Regions from separate parts of the Mus musculus genome. Here regions 2, 3 and 4 are each linked to region 1. A link is a loop called in an ENCODE intact Hi-C map of the cell type or tissue named here. Cell type or tissue: left cerebral cortex. All regions are shown on one strand.

Region 1 (5,000 bases):
CTAGCCACCTTTCCTGGTTATAGAGAAGCCCCCAAACGCTCTGTCTTGGCTTCTAGTCTGATGCTACCCTAAAAAATTGTACCACAGAGTTGCAGTAAAGTGGGTGAAGCTCCCTTCAAGAAGGGCTTCCAAAACTCAACCTCTGTGTGTTACTATATTCCCTTTAGCTTTGTCCTATCCAGGCAGCCTTGCTCCTGGTCATACATTAAAAACAATGCTCCAAATCAAGCCTCATGCTGCTCAGTGCTGAGCTTGTGGTTGGCAGTTAATAACTACCAGCCAAATAAACCAAGATACTCACTCCGGGGCCCCCGCCGGGCTGTCAAGCTCAGGAGGTTGGTCTCGGGCTCTTCCTCCACCACTTCCTGCTGCCCACCATCTTGGAATTTGTCTGACACCATTTCCTCAGGGGGAGAGGCGGGTGGCTGTGAATAGATCAGAGGTTTCTGAGACATCAGGAGTTTAGTTGGCTCAGTTCCTTTTAAGAAGTGGTGGGTACCTTAGAAGGGATGGGCCCTAGTACCATCCACGTTATAGACTGTGGTTTCTTGCTCAGATCAGCCTGAGCTGCTACTAACGGTCTTCCCACCATAGTGTTGAGACATCCCCAAATAAGACGATAATTTCCAAAACTTTAAGCTATGTAGGAATCACAGGAGAACACTTCATCTCCAGCTCCAGATCGACAGGAAAGAACTGTTCAAGCTTCTCTGGCTAATCTGGGCTGATTCTGTTTCCACACTAGGTGCACCTGAGGACAGTCTATAGTATCTTCATCAAAGTCTTGAGGAAGCAGGGGTGGTATGGATGTCTGTGTGGCCAGACCGAATAAAGCTCACAGCCAATTCAGCCTGGCTGTGAACTCTGGGCAAGCCTGTAACCACTTACTCTGTAAAAGCATTGCCATGAATGGGGAACCATACTCTGTCTGTCTGTCTGTCTGTCTGTCTCTCTCTCTCTCTGAACTCATTGTTATACACAAAGAATTGCAGCATAGAAATTCAGATGGAAATAGATTAGATGACTCTAAAGGATGTGAACATCTGAATAAAAACCCTGGTCGGCATCAAGGCTCTAGAGCAGGCTAAATGAACGGGAGTGTGCCTGTTCATTTCGGGTTTCTGAAACTCAGCCACTGAATTGTTACATCCCTCCTGTGGCTTTCTCCTACTAGGTCCTGGATGCCAGGCAGCTTTATTTGGTCGCTCTCTGTTCACTCTGTGATTCAAAGACACTTTTTATCTGACATCTCAGGGTCCCCTGCCCAGGGTTGCAGAGCAACAAACAGGCTGAACTGGTAAGAATGGGTAAAAACTTCAGGCACGTGGCCAGAGAGTGGCCCCATGGCGCTGCTGCAGCTCCCGTCTGTCCCCAGCGCACTTCCCCAGGCTGCATTCAGCCTGCAGGAAAGGTAGAAGGGTCCTTTTCTCCCCTCTTTCCCTGGGAAGCAGGAAGTGTGCTGCAAGGAGCTGGAATGGGGGTGGGGGTGGGGGTGGGGTGTCCCCTTCTTTTCCAGTGCTCTCTCCACCGCCCAGGTCTGTTTGCCCTCAGCCGGCAGTCTAGTCTCGTCTTATGACTGCTAATTCAAAATGGCGCTTCCTTTCCTTCCCTCCCAGGCTGGCTTAATGATTACTCCAGGCGAGTCCATAACAAGCCCCTTTCTTGTCTTTCTTCTCCAGGAGAGCAGCTCTTTAATAAGGGAACTGAGTTACCTTACAGGGATGTTTCCAGCGGAGGAATGGAACTCCTGCAGAGAGGTGGGGGAACAGGGGCTGCAGGCTGGGGAGACAGGAGTTAATCTTTGGCTGAAAATTTGGGACTCGGGATAGGAGAAAGAGGGAGTCTCTTAAGATTTGTTATCCTGCACTGCCATCTACCGCCCACCATAGTCTATGGCCATCAGTGGCAATACTCAAATTAGCTGCTTTCCTTTTTCCTAGACTTGAAGAGACAGGATAACACAGAGAAGGAAAGAAAAGAAGAAAGAAAGGAGGGAGGGAGGGAGGGAGGGAGGAAGGGGGGGAGGGAGGAAGGGAGGAAGGAAGGAAGGAAGGAAGGAAGGAAGGAAGGAAGGAAGGAAGGAAGGAAGAAAGAAAGGAAGAAAGAAAGAAAGAAAGAAAGAAGGAAAGGAGGGAGGGAGGGAGGGAGGAAGGAAGAAAGGAAGAAAGAAAGAGAGAGAGAGAAAGAAAGAAAGGAAAGGAGGGAGGGAAGAAGGAAGCAAGAAAGAGAGGAGAGAGAGGAAGCAAGCTCTTAATACTGGTCATAGCTTTATTCTGAGTACCATCTCTATAAGCCCGACAACCAGCATCTCACATTAGACACATCCCTGCCCCACAGCTTCCAGGAGTAAGCCCAAAGAGGGATGTTTTCTGCTGGGCCATAATAGTTAAGTTTCTATTGCTGTGACCAAAAGCAACTTGAAGAGAAAAGGGCTTTTTTCATCTTACACATCTAGGTAATAGATCATCACAGAGGGAAGTCAAGATGGGAATTCATTGCAGGAACCCAAAGGCAGGAACTGAAGGAGAGATTGTGGAGGGAGTGGTACTGCTTACTGTATTGCTGCCAGGCTCTTGATCACCTGCCTTTACTATACAGACACTGCCCACAGTGGACCAGACCCTTCTACATCAATTATTAAACAAGCAAAGGCTCCACAGATATCCCACGAGTGTCAGACTGACAGCCAAGATTAGCCATCACAGGTGTATCCTGTGTGGCTCCCCAGAGGTGAGCGCAGGCCGTCTGTCCATCAGTGATGTGGATCAGTAACACTCTGCCCGGACAGACACAGGTTCTCATCACCTCTCACCTTTTTCTTTCTCTGCTGTCTTCGCACCTTTGAATTCTTCTTCCGTCTTCCCGCCTCTGTGTCCACACCATCTCCAGTGAAGTCCTTTGTCAAAAGGAAAAGAGAAGAAAAGACTCTTGAGGTATCGAGTTCCTCCCTGACATCAGTTCTCACCACCACAGAGTTAGCAAAGGGACAGAAAACAAAATCTAAGTGGCCACCTACCCGCCACTCTTCTCAGAATAGGTACGCTCTAGCCAACTTCTCCTCTAACTGAAATAAGTGGGATGGGATGGTACTAAGGCTCCTATTTTTATTGTTACAAGTGCTCATTCATACTTTCAACATTTATTGAGCACCTACTGTGTACCAGGTCCTGATGTTATAGGGCAATACACTGTGGTCCCCACTCTCATTAAGAAAGGTGAGTATTGAGTGAAGCTTCCAGGACAGATGGAGAAGTGGGGACCGGCATGGACTCACGTGTGGGATTTCATTTACTGCTTTCTAAGTTGAGTAGCAGGTAAAGGAAAAAGGAAAGAATAGTGTAAGTTGAATTAGCAGGAAAAGTTCAACTCACAGGGAATGTTGGCAGATCTCTTTGGACAGGTAAAAGGCCAATGAAGGTCGCATTCTTCTTTTCACGTTATGCATTGTACATCTGATACCGAAGATATTAGAGCTAATATCTCTGACGTGCTCAAACCTTGACATTTTGAGTTATGAAATTTTGCAAATAGGGGCATCGGCACTTTTGAGTGAATGAGACACTTTAAATTTGCTGGCTGTGTATTACACACCTGTGATCCCTGCACCCAGGAGCTAAGGCAGCGAGCCTGGGCCACCCAGAAAGTTCAAGGGCAGCCTGAGTTCCAAAGTGAGACAATCTCAACAACAAGTTCATCGATTCTCCTACTGCCTCACTAAATCCACTGAAGCAGAATTGGAATGCAGAACTTGGATGTTAGTGTAGAAACCTTGTGTTGTGGCTGATCCACGTTCTCCTATCTCCCCATTCCCCCTCCTCCTTAGCTATTGGGATTAGGACATGGAGGTCACTTCCAGAGGAGGGAGCTGAGATCCCAGCCAGAGAATGGGTGTGGCTTAGCTTTTGTTTTTGTGATGAGCTCTGTCTAACAGGAGTACTGAGTAGAGGCCCCATCCTAACTCCTTTCCCCAGACTTGCTAGCAAAGGACTGTTGTAGGTTAGAGATCATCAAGAGGATGATGCCCAAGAGGACGAGCATGGCTCGGAGTCCAATTGTTAGTTTTCTTGGGCTTTGGACAAGCTTCTGAGACATCTAAGCCATCCTTGGTTTTCAAGTACTGTCCTAATCCTCAGTCCGTGGGGAAGTAAGTGTCCATAATAGTTATGGAAGGATGGAATGCAAGCTCAAAGTCATAGGGCTCTCTTCACTACTAGATCACCAGAGACTATTTAAGTGAATGAATGACAGACAGAGGTGTGTGTGGCTTACAATGACCTGTCAGCTTGCTTAAAGTGAATCTGTGTGACTTTATAAAGGGTGCCACCAGGGGTTAAAGAGACAGTTCATTGGTTAAGAGCACTGGCTGCTGTTCCAGAGACCCAGGTTCAATCCCCAGCATCTACCTGGTGCTCATAACTGTCTGTGACTCTAGTTCCAGGCAACTGGACACCCTCATACAGACATACATGCAGGTTAAACAGCAAAACACATGAAGCAAAAATAAACTAAAAAAAAAAAAAAGTGTCCCCGGGCTTTGTTTCTTGTGGTCTCAAACCCCTGAGCCTTAATCCAAGTGGGAGTAAGGGTTTGAAGGGCCTCTTGGGCCTCTGCTGAGTGGGCACAGTCTCCACTGTAGGTGGCTTCCCTTATCTGGTCAGAAATGGCGAGACTCCAGGAACAGGATTTCCTTCATAACCTCAGGTTGTCAGACATGATTAGATTTATTAGAATTGGTGTTCTCAGAGCTGGGCCCAGTAGCATACAGCGAGAGCTGCTGTGTGCTGGATTCATGGAATGGTGACGCAAGTCCCCGAGCATCCAGGTAGAGATTAGACGCCGGGGTGCCTGCAGGCTTGCTTCCTTCTTTACCAAAGGCAGATAAAGAACGTGTGTGGGTTCTGATAGTTGTTAAATTCAACAAACAGATTGGCCTAAAGGTGCCTCTGTCCTTGTCACATGTGACAAATGATAATGAACTGATACATGAAAATGATAATGAA
Region 2 (5,000 bases), 150 kb before region 1:
TGAACGTAATCCCTATGGTGACACAATTCATTAGTGCTAAGCTTCATTGCTTTCCTTAGAATCTGAGACATCCAAGTGGGCGCTAGCGAGCTCATAACCTGCAAGCAGTTGCGTCTTGTGGATCAAATATTACAAGCAGGTGTTCTGATCACGTTTGAATTCCTCCTACCACAGAGGCGAGGACCTGAGATGTTAAAATGACATTTCCCAAATGCAGGGTCAAAGGACAAAATCTAGTAGATATAACAACATAACCAGTTGAAAAAGAGAAACTTCTATAAAAGGCAATTTTAAAAAAACCCAAAGTATAATGATTTTCATGCAACATTAAGCATAGTTTATTTTCTAGGAAGAAAAATGCAGATCTTGGTAAAACTTATGTAATACACAGTTTCTGAAGTTGTTGCAATCTGTTACCCAACTGGGGATGGTAAGCCATCATGAGGTGAGACTTAGGCCATATTTGAAAGGGAACTTTTCAAGGTTCTCTCGACACACAAATTCTGTGTCATATGCATCCTTGAGTTTGGCAATATTCCCCTACATGTGACATCAAGGCTTTGAAGAGCAGGCCTCTCCTCTGAAGCCCCCTCATGGCTGCTTAGCTGGAAACAAACTGTGGCCCTACTGCCAAGCTTCTGGACCAAATGGGTTTAACGTTTTAATTTGGCAAAATTTAAAACAGCAGGTAGAACTGTTTGAAAACTATAAGCAAGTTGACGAGGTAGTTAGGGGGTCTTTAGGCTCCTTGGCAGTGGTGTTCAGACATGGAAAAGATGAGCTCCACCCTTGCTTATATGTAAACTCAAGTCGTTTTGAGAAGCTGTAGTTCTCTGAAGTCTGGTCCTCACCAGTCAGCCAGCACCTACTTACAGAAGTGGTTGCTCTACAGAGAGCAAAGGCTTCCTCATAGACTAGCCCTGGGATGATCTTGAAAGCTTTGGTGAGGGTATTGAGCCTTCAGGTGACAGGAAAAAGAAGCTGGCTTTGACCCTCAGAAATATGTAAGAAACTCATTTATCCATAACTCCCAATGCCACTCATAAAAATCAGCATGGTGCCAGGCTAGGAGCACGCTGGCCTTCTCATCGGTTCTCCTTCCTCACCAGTCACATTAGAATCAGAGGCTGGCATGCTCAGAGCAAAGGGGCCACGATCATATCACATCCAAGCAAAGCAAGACCTCACAGCTACCGCCCCAAGCCCCAAAACTTACACATTGGGCCCTCCAACGTCATGCATAACCCAGATCTCTATTCTTGTGACTTTATCCTTTTGTAAGTACGGGATTTCAAAATCTGCAAAAAACCTGGGAGACAAGGAGGACATTTATTTTCATCTGTTCTTCCTTGGCTTTGAGTCTGTACACGCTAGGCAAGTTCTCTGACATTGAGTCCTGCCTTCAACCTAAGAGAACACTTCTTCAAGTCTTAACACAATGTAACAACTAATCCATTTTGGCCATTAGTTTGTTTATACATTAAAGTTTTGAAAAGTTCCCAGGAAAGCCAGTTGTGGTAGTGCATGCCTTTAAATCCAGCATTCAGGAAATAGAGGCAGGTAGATCTCTTTGAGTTTACGGCCAGTCTGGCCTACATAGTGAATTCCAGAACAGTTGGGGCTAATTCAGAGAGACCCTGTCTCCCCTGAAAAGAGTTTCTAGTGCTCATTTTACACGTTGAGTGCATGCACATGTTTATGTGTATGAGGGTGCACATTTGTATGTGTGTGAGTGTATGTACACTGGAGAACAAAATTGGGCACTGTCTAGTCTCTCATGATATCCTGGAACCCTCCAAGTAGACTAGTCTGTCTGGAATAGTGAGCCCTAGACGTCTACTTGTCTCTGCCCCCACAGCATTTGGATTACAAATGTGCCGCCACTCCCAGATATTGTACTAGAGTTCTAGGGATCAAACCGATGCCCTTGTGTTTACACAGCAAGCACTGCCTACCGGCCTGTCCCTCCAGGAGTTCTTCTTACCATCTACCTTTGGAGACTTGCCAGGGTATTGGTCTGCTCTTAACAGTTTAACTGTTTATACATGTCTCTGATCAACACATCATTCAACTGTTTTACTTACTATACCACGCTGTACAAAAGCAAACATCAAATTGGGTCTGAGGAGCTTCTCTAGCCTTTCGTTTGGTGTCTCTGGTGTCCTTACCCTCTCGTGGGATAGGCTCCTTTTGGCTCCGAGCCATTCAGCATGACGTTGATCACCCCTGAACTGTCTCTTGAATACTGCAGGAAGAAAGACAATTTTTTTTTTTGAGCAAATGAAGACACATCATTTTGTGCTGTAGAAATAGGTATTTTTTTTTGAGTGTTTATTATTTCTATTTAGGTTTTCTTTTTTTATGGTATTTTTTTAATTAGGTATTTTCTTGATTTACATTTCCAATGCTATCCCAAAAGAGGGTTTTTTTTTTTTAATTGACAATTTTCAATAGAGGAAAATTTTGTATTTTGCGTGTCTAGTAGAGATGCAGACTGACTGGTTCATTCGGAGAAGCAAATCGTCTTTAAGGTCCCCCATCCACAGACTCAGTAATTCCATGTCAGGTAATCTGAGGACACACGCCATCGTGTCTGCTAGAGTAAACTAGCCTAGACTGATGTGACAAATAGCCTCAACACTGCAGTGTCGTCACACAAGGCTTCACTTTGTGCTCCCACAGATCAGTCAGTCACCACAGGCCTCTGGTGGTTTGGCACTTTGAGTTCTCAGTATGAGGAAGCCACCACACCTGCAAAGTTGTTAACTGCCAGGAAGGGAGACAGGGCAGTGACCTGGGCTACAAGTCACACATGACACTCCCACTCACAGCCCATTGGCCCATAGAAGTCTCATGTAAATAACCGGCCAAAGCAGATCACAATTCACAGGTGTAGATGTCTCCTGGGAAACAGTACCAAGTCCCACCACAAGCCCTGCACGCATACACATGTGCACAGGGCCATGGGCTTACAAGACCAAAACATGCTCACCAGCTCGAACAGCAAGGAAACGGTGCACTAGGTTCCAACACAGCATCAAACTCTGAATAATTAATGCACCACTAGTATGAAGCTACAAGGGACATGCACGGTCATAGGACATGGTTACATTCAAGACAGAGTGCAAGATTAGACAGACAGAAGATGAGCTTCCCTGCAATGTTATAACGTGAGGCTGAGGGTATGGCTCAGGCATGCTAGCATGCACAAGGCCTGGGGTTCAGTCTTTGGTATCATTAAATAAACAGATTAATAAGCGGATGTCTAGTTGGTCTTGTTCTTAGGGTAGTGGAGACTTCTTGTCGTTGAGCCTCAGAGACAGGTTTACTCACTAATGAAATGACACCTGATGCCAGGTGCTCCAAAGCAGAGATCATCTAGTGCCAGTTCTCTCCAGCTGCTTTGTGCCAGTACTAACAGTAGCAGTTTAAGTCTTCGGATGCTGAAGTCTGACCACCTCTGTGTGAAGGGGGTAGCATTTTGGTGGTGGGAATATGGGGGCTCTCATTTGTCTTTGTGTAACTTGCTATTCTCTACCACGAGCAGTGGTTGCGATGATGACGGGAAAACATTGAAAAGGATGTGGGCATACGTGGCCCATAGCTGTGGAAAGGATTGGTTGAAAATCCAGCCTCTGAAGCTAACAAGCCTGTTTCTGAAACCTGGTTCACCAACTTACTACAATCTTGACCTCAGGGAAATATTTTTGACCTCTTTGTGATTAATTTTCCAAGTCTTAACAGTTACCTCAGAGGATGGCTATATAGATGAAACCTTTAAACTCCTAGCATTTCAGCCTGGGAGATGTAGTTCATGGTAGGAACTTGCTAGGTATGTACAATAAAGAAACTAACTTTGACCCCCAGCACCACAAATAGTAATAATAATAACAACAACATTTATTGACTACTTATAAGGTTCAGTCCCTCTCATTACTGTACGGTATTAGCTTTGCTTTAGCTTCAACTATCCAATGTACTCTAAGGGCTTAAAAGTAGGAGGTATTAGCCCAGCAATGGTGGCGCATGCCTTTAATCACAGCACTTGGGAGGCAGAGACAGGCAGATTTCTGAGTTTGAGGCCAGCCTGGTCTACAAAGTGAGTTCCAAAACAGCCAGGACTATACAGAGAAACCCTGTCTCGAAAAACAAAAACAAACAAACAAAAAATTGGAAGTATTGATACTATTTTCCCATACTTGCAGCCAGTTGAGGAACACACCTTAAAGTCAGGAAGATTCATAGTAGCCTGTGTTACAGTTCTTTTATGGACAGTGTTGATCGGAGCCCTCTTTATTTGTGTTAAGCTTTCCAGTCTCCAATAAGAGTCTATGGCAGTTAACCAGAGCCTGTATTTCAGATGAAACCCTCCCCCCAAAAGTGGGAACAAACACTGCTCCCGTGGGAGCTAACTGAAGTATACAGTCTTCAGCATGAGGTCTTATGCTTACAGGAATCCCTTTGTGTGGCCCCGGTGGAAGGTTTGACCAAAGTCCTTCACCCTATCAGTGGCACCATTGAACTCCTAGAGAGCAAAGTAGACAAGGGGAGGCAAGGACACATCACCTCTGAAAGGGGAGGGGTAGAAGTCCCCCGTCTTCTTCCTGCTTCTCAATCAGCACAATCAACATTTAACCATCAGCACAGAGCTAAGGACTTAGCCCTCCTTGTTTCTAATCTTTATTCCAATACTCATGGCAGAGACTGTAGGCTACAAACAATGTCATTTTATAGCCACTGACAGCTCCCATGAACTGTGAGGGCAATGTCCTCAGAGACACAGACATGTCTTAGCAACACTTCCGTGGCTCCGACTTATTAGTAGCCCATCAGCTCTTCTCCCATTAAGGCTACTCTGTGGACACCTCTGATGCCTACAGTGAAGTCTCCACTTTCCTAGGCTCTCCTGTAAAATCAAAGCCATTTTTTACAGCACTAAGAATGAACACGGCTTTGAACCACTAAACACGCCACGGTGCAGGAGGAATGCTGACAGTCCC
Region 3 (5,000 bases), 170 kb before region 1:
GTTTCCTCCTTTATAAACAATACTGGCTAGGCTGGGACTGGTGACTCACACCTTTAGTCCCAGCACTAGAGAGGGAAGCAGAGGCAGGCAAATCTCTGTAAGTTTGAGGCCAGCCTGGTCTTCATAGAAAGTTTCAGGACAGCCAGAGCTATACAGAGTGACCCTGTCTCAGCACCCTTCTCACAACAGGTAGCATTTATCCAGCACTTACTATGTTCCACAAATATTGTCTGTGTTTTATTTAGGTCATACCATCCGACCCTCAACAATCTAATGAAGTCGATCCTATTTTCAACCACAATTTGCTGCAGATGAAGCTGACTGTTTTCCTTATGTTCTAACAGTGGTGAGTGAGAGATCTATCCTTGAATGTGGTAGGCTAATCCAGACCCTTCCTGCCTGCACCTCCTACTTTATTAGGAAAACTCCTTGATGTGTGCTTGGACAGAAGGTTGAACGAAAAGCACGTGAGCAATAGCCCAATTGAGAATGCTCATTGCCTAGTATAATCGAGGCAGAAAATGTGAAGTTCCAGGGCAACCAGGAGGGAAGGAAGGCAGCAACAGAAGCAGGGGCAGGTGACAGTGACACAGAAGGCGTGAAATACAAGGCAGACTAAGACAACACCTCTATGACCAGATGACTGGAAAGAATTGGAAGACATGGAAGAGTTACACAGGCATGCACTGCAGGCGCTGTAGTCCCCGCTTAGAGTCGCCTACTTACAGTGAAGTTTAGTCTGTATACATACATTTTATGGCTAGTGGGTTTTGCAGATAGTATCTCACTAGGATGCCTAGGCTACTCTTGAACTTCTGGGCTCTAGTGATCCTACCACCCTGGCCTCCTGAGTGTCAACAGATGCAATCTGTCCAAACATATTTAAAAAGAAATAAATTCGGTTGTTATTGTCTTTTGACCAAGACAGACTTTGAATTTTGTGGAGTCTGATCCATTGTGGTATTGGAAGAAACCAACCAAGAAGAAAGAGTCTGTGTAGAGATAAGGCTCTGCCAGTGTCACCAAAGACCCTTATGTGAACTTGGGCTGACTCAAGACGAAAGGCCATTCCACTGAACGCTGAGGGTCAGGAGAGTCTTACCTATGTTTGGGTTGATCTTCATTTATATTCAAACCTTAGATTCTTTGCTACCCTGGAGCAACAGAAAGGCCACAACACAGAACAGGAGCCTGCAGGAGCTGAGTGAAGCTTGGAGTCCCAGAGCCAGCAGCCAGAAGAAGTGGACGCCACACAAGGGAGGAGGGACATAAACTGAGACCCAAGTCAGCTGTGATGGGGGAAAGGGCTTTGGGGTCTGGCCTGACTGCTACAGTGTTGGCTAGAGATTGAAAAAAGAGCCTTTCTAGAGAGTTCTTGGGCCAGAAAAAAGTGGTGGTAACTGAAATCTGTCCTCATCGTTGAGCTGTAATGCAGTAAGAATTGCCCATGTAGAAGTATTTCTAACACATGGTACTTTAACACAGGTGGGAACATTAGTAGGAAGTGCTGGGGAGATGTTTGCTTCAAGACTACACAAAGTCAGGTTCAAAAATCAACTCTGATCTTGAGTATTGACCTTGAGCCAGTTATTAAACTTCGTAATTCATCTACAAACAGAGAATATTTACAGCCCAAAGACAGACAAAACTAACTCACAACGCTACAAATCTAGCCAGTGATACCACAGGAGCAGACAGCTGTGACAAACAGGGACTCTTCAAGACACTAGGGGATCTTCCCTCTAGAGGATAACTGGAAAGCTGAGCTGCTGCACACTGAACTGTGTAGGGAAATGTATACATTTCCCTGTATACAGGCTATATGTCCAGAAAAGTGTATTTGCTTCTAAAGTGGATGGTAGATGGCACCTGCGTTTGCATTTGTGTCAGCATGAGCAATCATAAGTAAAGGGGCACAGGTGAGAGTCATGGAGGCCTGGAACAGGGATGGCGTCACTCACAGATGACGTCACCCACACATCCTGAGGTTGTAATCAATTGGGAGAATGGTGCAGTTCATACAGCTTTGGGAAGGCAGAAGGCAGCAACGTTATGGTGCCGGGCAAGAATACTCCAGGACATTCTGCCTAGACACACCCATTAGTGTCTAAGAAGGCCTTTCAGTGTTGAACTGAAAACCTATTCAGCTTGCACACTTACGAGCTGAAGTGCTGGTAAGAGCACATGCCATTAATTCCAGTGTTCAGGAGACAGAGACAAGTAGATCTCTGAGTTTAAGAACAGCCAAGACTATACAGAGAAACCTTATCTTTAAAAGGGATCGGGGTGGCGGCGGGGGGGGGGGCAGTTAGAGAGGAGCAGAGGCAGGAATTCTGGGTCCAGAAGAGATTACAACCACCCCAGGCTTAGAGCCAGTCTTTGCTAACATCTGTGTAGAAAAAGCCCTTGATGACACCCAAGTCACAGTATATAAAGTTCAGGTCACAGTGTCTCAATAGACAGTGATTGATATGACTTATTTCTTAGTATCTATGGTTAAGACCCATCTGTCAAACAAATGCTCAGCTTAGTATCTTTTGTACTGTGGTTTAAAGATATAGTGACCACAGCCCATGGCTCTCAATCTCGTCACACATCAACCAAGGCTGAAGGGAAAAAGCAGACTCCTCCAGCTGTCATTAAAATGAACTCAGGAAGGGTCTCCCTGCCCACTCACCCCTAGGCAACCCGGAAGTCACCAGCCACAGCCCAAACCAACTCTTTGAATAGCTCTAATTATTCAAAGTGCTTATACATAGCGCCACCTACCGGTAGTCATTGATACAGCTGTGCTGGAACCCCAGGGCCTCCAATCTGTCTTCCAGGATTTTCACACTGCCTTCGCCACAGGATTCCCTAAAACATAGACAAGTGTGGGTTTGTTTTGTTTGTTTGTTTGTTTGTTTGTTTACTCAAACAGACTACAGAAGGAGGAAAAGGTAGAAGAAGCTGTTTCAGAGATAACTGAAGATCTTTAGGCCATCCTGAATGTTCTTCCTTCTAGAGGATCACTGGAAAGCCGAACATTTGAGCATTCGCTGGAGACCCATCACCAGGAAAGAAACACGGAGGGTGTGGGGGCAGGGATGGCACCGCTTGCACCGCTTGTAGTCATGTCTGCCCCGCAGCAAACGTTTGTGATGGTCCCCAGCGGGGTGAATCTGCTCCACCTATACCAAAAGCTTCAAATAATAACAGTATCCAAAGTTTCAAGTTAGAGAATGCAAATCAGCAGAAGAGAAAAAGATCATTGCAAGTCTCAACCATAGAGATAATCACTGCTAAGACCTTCTAGATGATATTAGCCCCGCCCCGCCCCGCCCACCCCCGACGTACCCACAGTTATGCTTTCGTGATTCAGTTAGCCAGTCAATGTTGGCCTGAAAATACTAAGAAGAAAATTCCAGAAACAAAACCATTCAGAAGTTTTAAATTGCACTCCTTGATCGGCAGGAGGAAATCTCTTGCTGTTCCACTCTGTCTCACCAGGAGGTGCATCACACACCACACTGGGCCAGCATAGCCACACTGTATGCCTCCTGTCCACTGGTCGCTAAGTCATCGTCTTGGATGCCAGATGGATTGGCATGGACTTGCAGCCTTTGTTTTGGCTCTCAAAACACCAGAGCAGTTGTGCCGGCAATTTGGATATGCTGGAGAAGCTGTGAGCTTCTTCTAGGTAAAAATTCTTGACTTGGAAAGTCTTCTCTAGGCTTAGCTGAGGTTCCTAAGCCTGCAAAAGAAAAATCTATCTAGGAAGTTCTGCCGAAGAAATGTGCTGGGTTTGCTGTCATAGTCTGCAGCACAGAAGTTCTGCCCACAGTGAGCGCACACAGTCACTCTTCATTTCACCCTGGCATGGAGGCATGAATACAGTGGGATATTTAAAAGCTAGATCGCATTCAATTTTTAATTATTGTATAATATTGTTATTCTATTTTATTACTCGTTGTTCTTGTTTTTTCTTATTGTGCCCAATTTATAAAAGAAACTTCATTGTAGGTTTACTGACAGGAAAAAATACTATACATAAAATGTCAATCTTCCACTAGGCATTTAAATCGCAACCAAGAGGGGAGGAGCTGCTGTGTATAAGTTTAGAGGCTTTGCACGTGTAGCATTGAATGCTATACAGTGTGTTTGTGTGCTTCAGCCCACGTCTGTATGTATGTGGACACATATAAACATATATCGTTGTTTGTAAATCCTGCATGTATAATATATACATCTGTTGGGAGCCGCCCCCACATTCGCCGTCACAAGATGGCGCTGACATCCTGTGTTCTAAGTGGTAAACAAATAATCTGCGCATGTGCCAAGGGTATTTTATGACTACTTGTACTCTACCTTTCCCGTGAACGTCAGCTCGGCCATGGGCTGCAGCCAATCAGGGAGTGATGCGTCCTAGGCGAAATATAACTCTCCTAAATAGGGAAGGGGTTTCGGTTTCATTATTGAAGGGGGCTTTCGTTTTTGGGGCTGGGCACTGGGCGCTTGCCCTCCTGGCTCCCAAAGATGTAAGCAATAAAGTTTTGCCGCAGAAGATTCTGGTCTGTTGTGTTCTTCCTGGCCGGGCGTGAGAACGCGATTAAGAATTGGTGCTGAAATCCGGGACGAGAAAAAATCCGGGACGAAAAAATACAAGAAAACTCGGGACCGGCACAAGGAAGATCCCTCATTCCAGAACCAGAACTGCGGGTCGCGGTAATAAAGGTTCCCGTAAAGCAGACTGTTAAGAAGGATTCAACTGCATGAATTCAGAACTTTTCAGCTGGGGAACGAGAGTACCAGTGAGTACAGCTTTACGAGGTACGCCTGGCCTTGAACTTTCTAAGGAAATTCAAGACAGTCTATCAGAAGTAAAGTGGAAAATGTTTGGCCTTGAATTTTTTCTAATGTTAGGAGCCCTTTTGTTCCTTTTCACATGTTATCAGGTGATTAAGATAGGGCTGAAAATTCTGGATGAAATTCAGGGCAATCTATCAGAAGTAAAGCGGGGA
Region 4 (5,000 bases), 600 kb before region 1:
ACTGGACCATTGGTTTAGGAACCATTCGTTTAGGAACTATAATGAAAATACATTTAGTAGAAGTGCATACTTCCTTAACAGTGCCATCTGGCAAAGTTTGCCGGTGATTAATGAACAACCACTGTACAACATTACCAGAATGCAAACAATGTCAATCACCAGTACATCTAAGCCATAATTACCATGCAAATGATTTTAATAATGTAATAGGATGCAATATCCGGTCATTCTAGAGCAGAAAAAAACCACAATTTTAATTAGAATTAGCCCATTTTCAAGGAGTAAATAATATTAACACTATAATAAATTCAAGCTAATATGAGGTTTGGTTTTGTTTAGGGTCAAAAAGAATGGTCTGCTTCTGAAATTATGCTCGCATTATGAAACTCAAACCATACTAGCTTCAGTTATCTATAATAAAATGATTTGGATTAAAAATACCGGTAACCAGGGAGTTAGAGAGATGGCCCAGTGGTTAAGAGCACTTGACTGCTCTTCCAGAGGTCCCTGGTTGTCCTGAAACCCTCTTTGTAGACCAGGCTGTTCTTGAACTCACAGAGATCCACCTGCCTCTGCCTCCTGAGTGCTGGGCCCTTGAGTTCAATTCTTAGCAACCATATGGTGACTTGCAACCATCTGTAATGGGATCTGATGCCCTCTTCTGGTGTGTATGAAGACAGAGCACTCATTTACGTAAAAATACATGAATAAAAAAATAAATCTTCCTTAAAAAAAAAAAAGAAAGAAAGAAAATGCCGGGAACCAAATTATATAAAGATACAATTTAGGTCTTGAGAGCAGAGTCATTTTCTCTTTAAGTGCCACCTCCTTCCTCATTCTCCTCCCTTCCCCCAGCTTGAATTTCCATCACCACTTACTTCTTGGTCTGCTTTAGCCGGTGCAAGTCAATTTCCTTCTCCTTCCTTCCTTTTCCCTGCTCATACCCACCCCTCCCCTTTCTGCCACACCCGAAGGAGACTCGTGGCTCATCCAAGCCACTGCCAACTCTCTGCTATTTCACCCTTCTAGGTAGAACTTCCTGGAGCTCCTTCCACCAGAGCCGGCCTCCTCAGCCTCTGAGCAGCCTCAGGACAAACAGGCCACTCAGATTCAACCTCCCATAGGAGTTGACTGCCTCGGGAGCACAGCCTGGAATTTTTTGAAGAATCCCTGGTGTGTATGTACACACGGCTAGCCCATTTCTGTACTGACTCTCCCCATCCTTTTTAAAGCCAAGTTTTTGTGAGCTCCTTTCATCCATCCACTCAGCATCTCTCCAACCAATCCCCTGTTCTCTCCAACCAATCCCCTGTTCTCTCCAACCAATCCCCTGTTCTCTCCAACCAATCCCCTGTTCTCTGACTTCAGAACCACTCACTTCATTGGCTATCCATAGAATAGCCCGAACCCAGGCATTCCCCCTAAGGATTGGAAGCCAGCTCCAGCTTTAGCCGGAAACATGGAAACCACCCTGGCTATCTGGTGAATGGGGGCTGTTTCTGATGCGCCTCCCTTCTTAAGTTTTAAGAGTCTCCTTCTAGGATGGAAGGTTTCCGCTAGGAGGAAATTGCTACACACCAACCAGCATTCTGCGATTCCATTTCTTTAATGTTAATAGGACTTTTTAGATTTTTCTGTTCTCATAAATCCTTTCGTTCTCTATATATTTATGCAAACTTGGCAAATTACTTCCAAATTTAGGGGCATAGAATGCTTCGTGATATCTTTAGATAGTGTCTTTCATCTCTGCTGCTGGGATTCCTCTCATCCTGCTGCTGCTATTTCTCATTTGCCATTATTACTAATACTAATAACCATTGCTAGAAGCTTTCATTGGTCTTCACCAAGGCTAGCTTTAGTGTTTGTTTCCTTTTGTTTCCTCTTTAGTTGTTTCTGCCTTCTGTCACTGCCTTCTCTTATGTTAAGCTTATTCTACCATTGTTTTCCTAACCCCGTAGACAATGCCGGGTGTGTTGTTCTGGTTTGGGAGTTTTAGATGTTTTTGTATGAAGATCGTGAATTTAAAAGGACTCTGATAGCTGAAGTCTATTAGCAATTATTTTGTAGTGTTACTCAGCTTGACACTTCAGAAATTTTATTTCCGTTTCTTCTTGGGATACACACTAGTAATCAAAACTGTAAATTTCTTAAATTTTGTGAAAGTGTGGGCATTCTATTTTTTTAGCATTTCCAAATTAGTTTGCCAGACAGCTTGGTCTGTGGTGTGTCTCCTTTCAGATTGTTGGTCAGACCTGTTCTGTGGTCACTGTCTCTTCATTCTCTGAGTAAATCAGAGTTCCATTATGCTTATTTGATTGTATTATAAGTTCTAAAAATAAAGAAGAGAGTGTGTGCAGAGGGAGTAAAGGAGAAGAGGGAGGTAAGAGATAATGACCAAATAAATATGACCAAATATGTTGTATAAAATCCTCAGATAATAAAAATATCATGCTAAAAGCACATTTTCTAATTTCTCTGGAATATGCACTTCATCACAAATTTTAAAAGTTAGTTAAATTTTACCATCATTGAAGAAAATGTTTCAATGTCTCCTTGAAATTCTTTAAGTGTTTGCTTACACATTGTGTAAGATACAAGTACTAGATACCAGTACAAATCCAGAGCTATTTTAGTTTCTTATTTATTTTATATAGTGACTTCTTTCACTCCCAACATTGCTTGCATTGCTATAAAAAGCTAATATTTGACTGATATTAATAATGAATCTCTAACTGTAACAATTAAGCTGATAAGAACATTGCTGTCACGGTTATGGCTTGCAGCCTTAGTTGTAATGTGAAGGTTGAATATCCTCTGTAGGGTCTCATGTTTGGACACTTGTCCTCCAGCTGAGAACACTGAGAAAGTTCTGGAACCTTTAGGAGAAATGGGTCACTGGCGGGGAAGCCTTAAGGTCTTACAGCACAATCGTAATTCCAGTTCATATGGTGCAGATGCAGTGTGACCAGTCAGCCTCTAGCTCCTGCCACTATGTCTTCCCAGACACAGTGGAATGATCCCCAAAACAGTAAGCTAAAGTAAGACCTTCCTTCCTTCCTTCCTTCCTTCCTTCCTTCCTTCCTTCCTTCCTTCCTTCCTCCCTTCCTTAACTTTCTTTAATCATATTTTGCTGTCACAGTGTGAAAAGTTGCTAATGAAGGCTTGCATGGAAAGTCATTTGTTTCTAGAGTCCTGGTGGATGGCTAGGCTGTGGGGCCCATGAGTTGGGCATCTCCATTTATGTCAAGAGAGAAAGGGTAGATGCTGACCTATAATTTTAATCTTGTCTTTCCTTGCCTGAGCACCCTGGCCAAAGACATCGCCTGATCTCCCTGACAAGGCTATGTTGATGGACATGTCTTCATAGCTATGGACCACGCTAGGTGCTCCTGAGAGATCACATCCACTGCATCTTTGTCTTGGTGAATTGCATTTCTTTCCCATCCCAGTTCATCCTTCTCAAGCTCTCCCAACCAGGATAAGGACATAGCCTAGTGCCTGGAGCCTCTACAGCCACGCAGCTTAATCTCAGCTCAGAAACAGAGAACACCACAAGGCCTGGCTAGGTGTGTGTGTGTGTGTGTGTGTGTGTGTGTGTGTGTGTGTGTGTGTGGTGTGTGTGTGTGTGTATGTGTGTGTAGTGTGTAGGTGTGGTGTGTGTGTGTGTGTAGTGTGTGTATGTGTGTGTGGTGTGTGTGTGTATATGTGTGTGTAGTGTGTAGGTGTGTGGTGTGTGTGTGTGTGTGTATGTGTGTGTAGTATGTAGGTGTGTGGTGTGTGTGTGTGTGTGTGTGTGTGTGTGTGTGTTCTATGATGTGAAGAAAGTATATCTTTTTTAATTCTCAGGTCATGCCTAGATGAGTAAATCCAGGAATCCATGACCTGCTTGTGACTCTCCTTTTCATGAGTGGAAATTTCAAACCCTAAAGACATTGCTGAGAAATTAAATAGACCTCCACAATTAGGCAGACAGAGATGGAGGGATGTGGGGGCCAGGGATGACATAAGTGGCAGTAAATACTGGAGAGGGGGAGAAGTATAAATGATGGCTGTTTTTCCAGAAAACATCCCCTGTTTTTCTAAATGTCCGCCTCTTCTGAGAATGAAAAGAATGATAACAAGTTTCACAGCAGAGCAAGCTATATATAAGGAGGCAATATCTTCAAAACTTAACATGTACCCAAATTTTCTAAAAATCTAAAAACAGAGCTTTCTATATGCTAATAGCACTTTTAAAAAACCCATATACTATAGGCTTTATATCTTCTGTTGCCCAGAAAAATCTTAAATATATCTGTGTTTTTACCCTAAACTATTACTTTATTTGAAGGACTCATAGATTTTAGTAAAATTCAGACACAACTCTCACTAGATGGCAGCACGTAACAGCATATAAGGAGACAGGCCATCTCTGCTGTCAGAAGCTCCAAGAGCAACTGTGAAAACCCAACAATGAAAGGAGATTCGATGGATCACAGGGCTCCCAATGGAGGAGCTAGAGAAAGTAGCCAAGGAGCTAAAGGGATCTGCAACCCTATAGGTGGATCAACATTATGAACTAACCAGTACCCCGGAGCTCTTGACTCTAGCTGCATATGTATCAAAAGATGGCCTAGTCGGCCATCACTGGAAAGAGAGGCCCATTGGACATGCAAACTTTATATGCCCCAGTACAGGGGAATGCCAGGGCCAAAAAGTGGGAATGGGTGGGTTGGGGCGTGAGTAGGAGGGTATGGGGGACTGTACTGGCTAGTTTTGTGTCAACTTGACACAGCTGGAGATATCACAGAGAAAGGAGCTTCAGTTGAGGAAATGCCTCCATGAGATCCAACTGTAAGGCATTTTCTCAATTAGTGATCAAGGGGGAAAGGCCCCTTGTGGGTGGTGCCATCTCTGGGCTGGTAGTCTTGGATTCTATAAGAGAGCAGGCTGAGCAAGCCAGGGGAGGCAAGCCAGTAAAGAACATCCCTCCATGGCCTCTGCATCAGTTCCTGCTTCCT

What was found. Hi-C counts contacts between places; a loop is a spot of excess contacts. Peaks named below come from ENCODE experiments on the same cell type or tissue, not always from the same donor. Only the 100,000 strongest peaks of a DNase experiment are listed, where the experiment ranks them.
Region 2: a loop joins it to region 1, with 2.4 times the contacts of the local background. A loop is called at or near these places in 10 of 42 quality-filtered maps.
Region 3: a loop joins it to region 1, with 6 times the contacts of the local background. A loop is called at or near these places in 12 of 42 quality-filtered maps.
Region 4: it touches region 1 in a loop (12-fold over the local background); 6 of 42 quality-filtered maps call a loop at or near these places.

The regions. Positions count from the first base shown.
Region 1 is chr5:43,669,117-43,674,116 of GRCm38, reverse strand. It overlaps Cc2d2a (coiled-coil and C2 domain containing 2A), which reads right to left. Exons shown (of 38, transcript NM_001359906.1): 4 at 2,813-2,896; 5 at 302-425. It overlaps Gm35762 (a long non-coding RNA gene), which reads left to right and starts at 2,174. Exons shown (of 2, transcript XR_376931.3): 1 at 2,174-2,730; 2 at 2,890-5,000. In left cerebral cortex, a CTCF peak has its summit at 1,876 (motif pointing left); DNase peaks (open chromatin) are centred at 780, 1,770, 2,621 and 4,789; H3K4me3 peaks cover 1,014 bases; H3K27ac peaks cover 890 bases.
Region 2 is chr5:43,822,573-43,827,572 of GRCm38, reverse strand. Bst1 (bone marrow stromal cell antigen 1) reads right to left here. Exons shown (of 9, transcript NM_009763.3): 5 at 2,169-2,245; 6 at 1,217-1,309. Among named protein-coding and RNA genes, the nearest start is that of Bst1, 6.2 kb to the right of the region's middle. In left cerebral cortex, no CTCF peak of the experiment used is centred here; no DNase peak of the experiment used is centred here.
Region 3 is chr5:43,835,317-43,840,316 of GRCm38, reverse strand. Bst1 (bone marrow stromal cell antigen 1) reads right to left here. Exons shown (of 9, transcript NM_009763.3): 7 at 2,770-2,856. Among named protein-coding and RNA genes, the nearest start is that of Bst1, 19 kb to the right of the region's middle. In left cerebral cortex, CTCF peaks have their summits at 2,777 (motif pointing left) and 3,476; DNase peaks (open chromatin) are centred at 2,780 and 3,516.
Region 4 is chr5:44,268,113-44,273,112 of GRCm38, reverse strand. No RefSeq gene overlaps it. Among named protein-coding and RNA genes, the nearest start is that of Gm40296, 36 kb to the left of the region's middle. In left cerebral cortex, a CTCF peak has its summit at 4,362 (motif pointing right); a DNase peak (open chromatin) is centred at 4,399.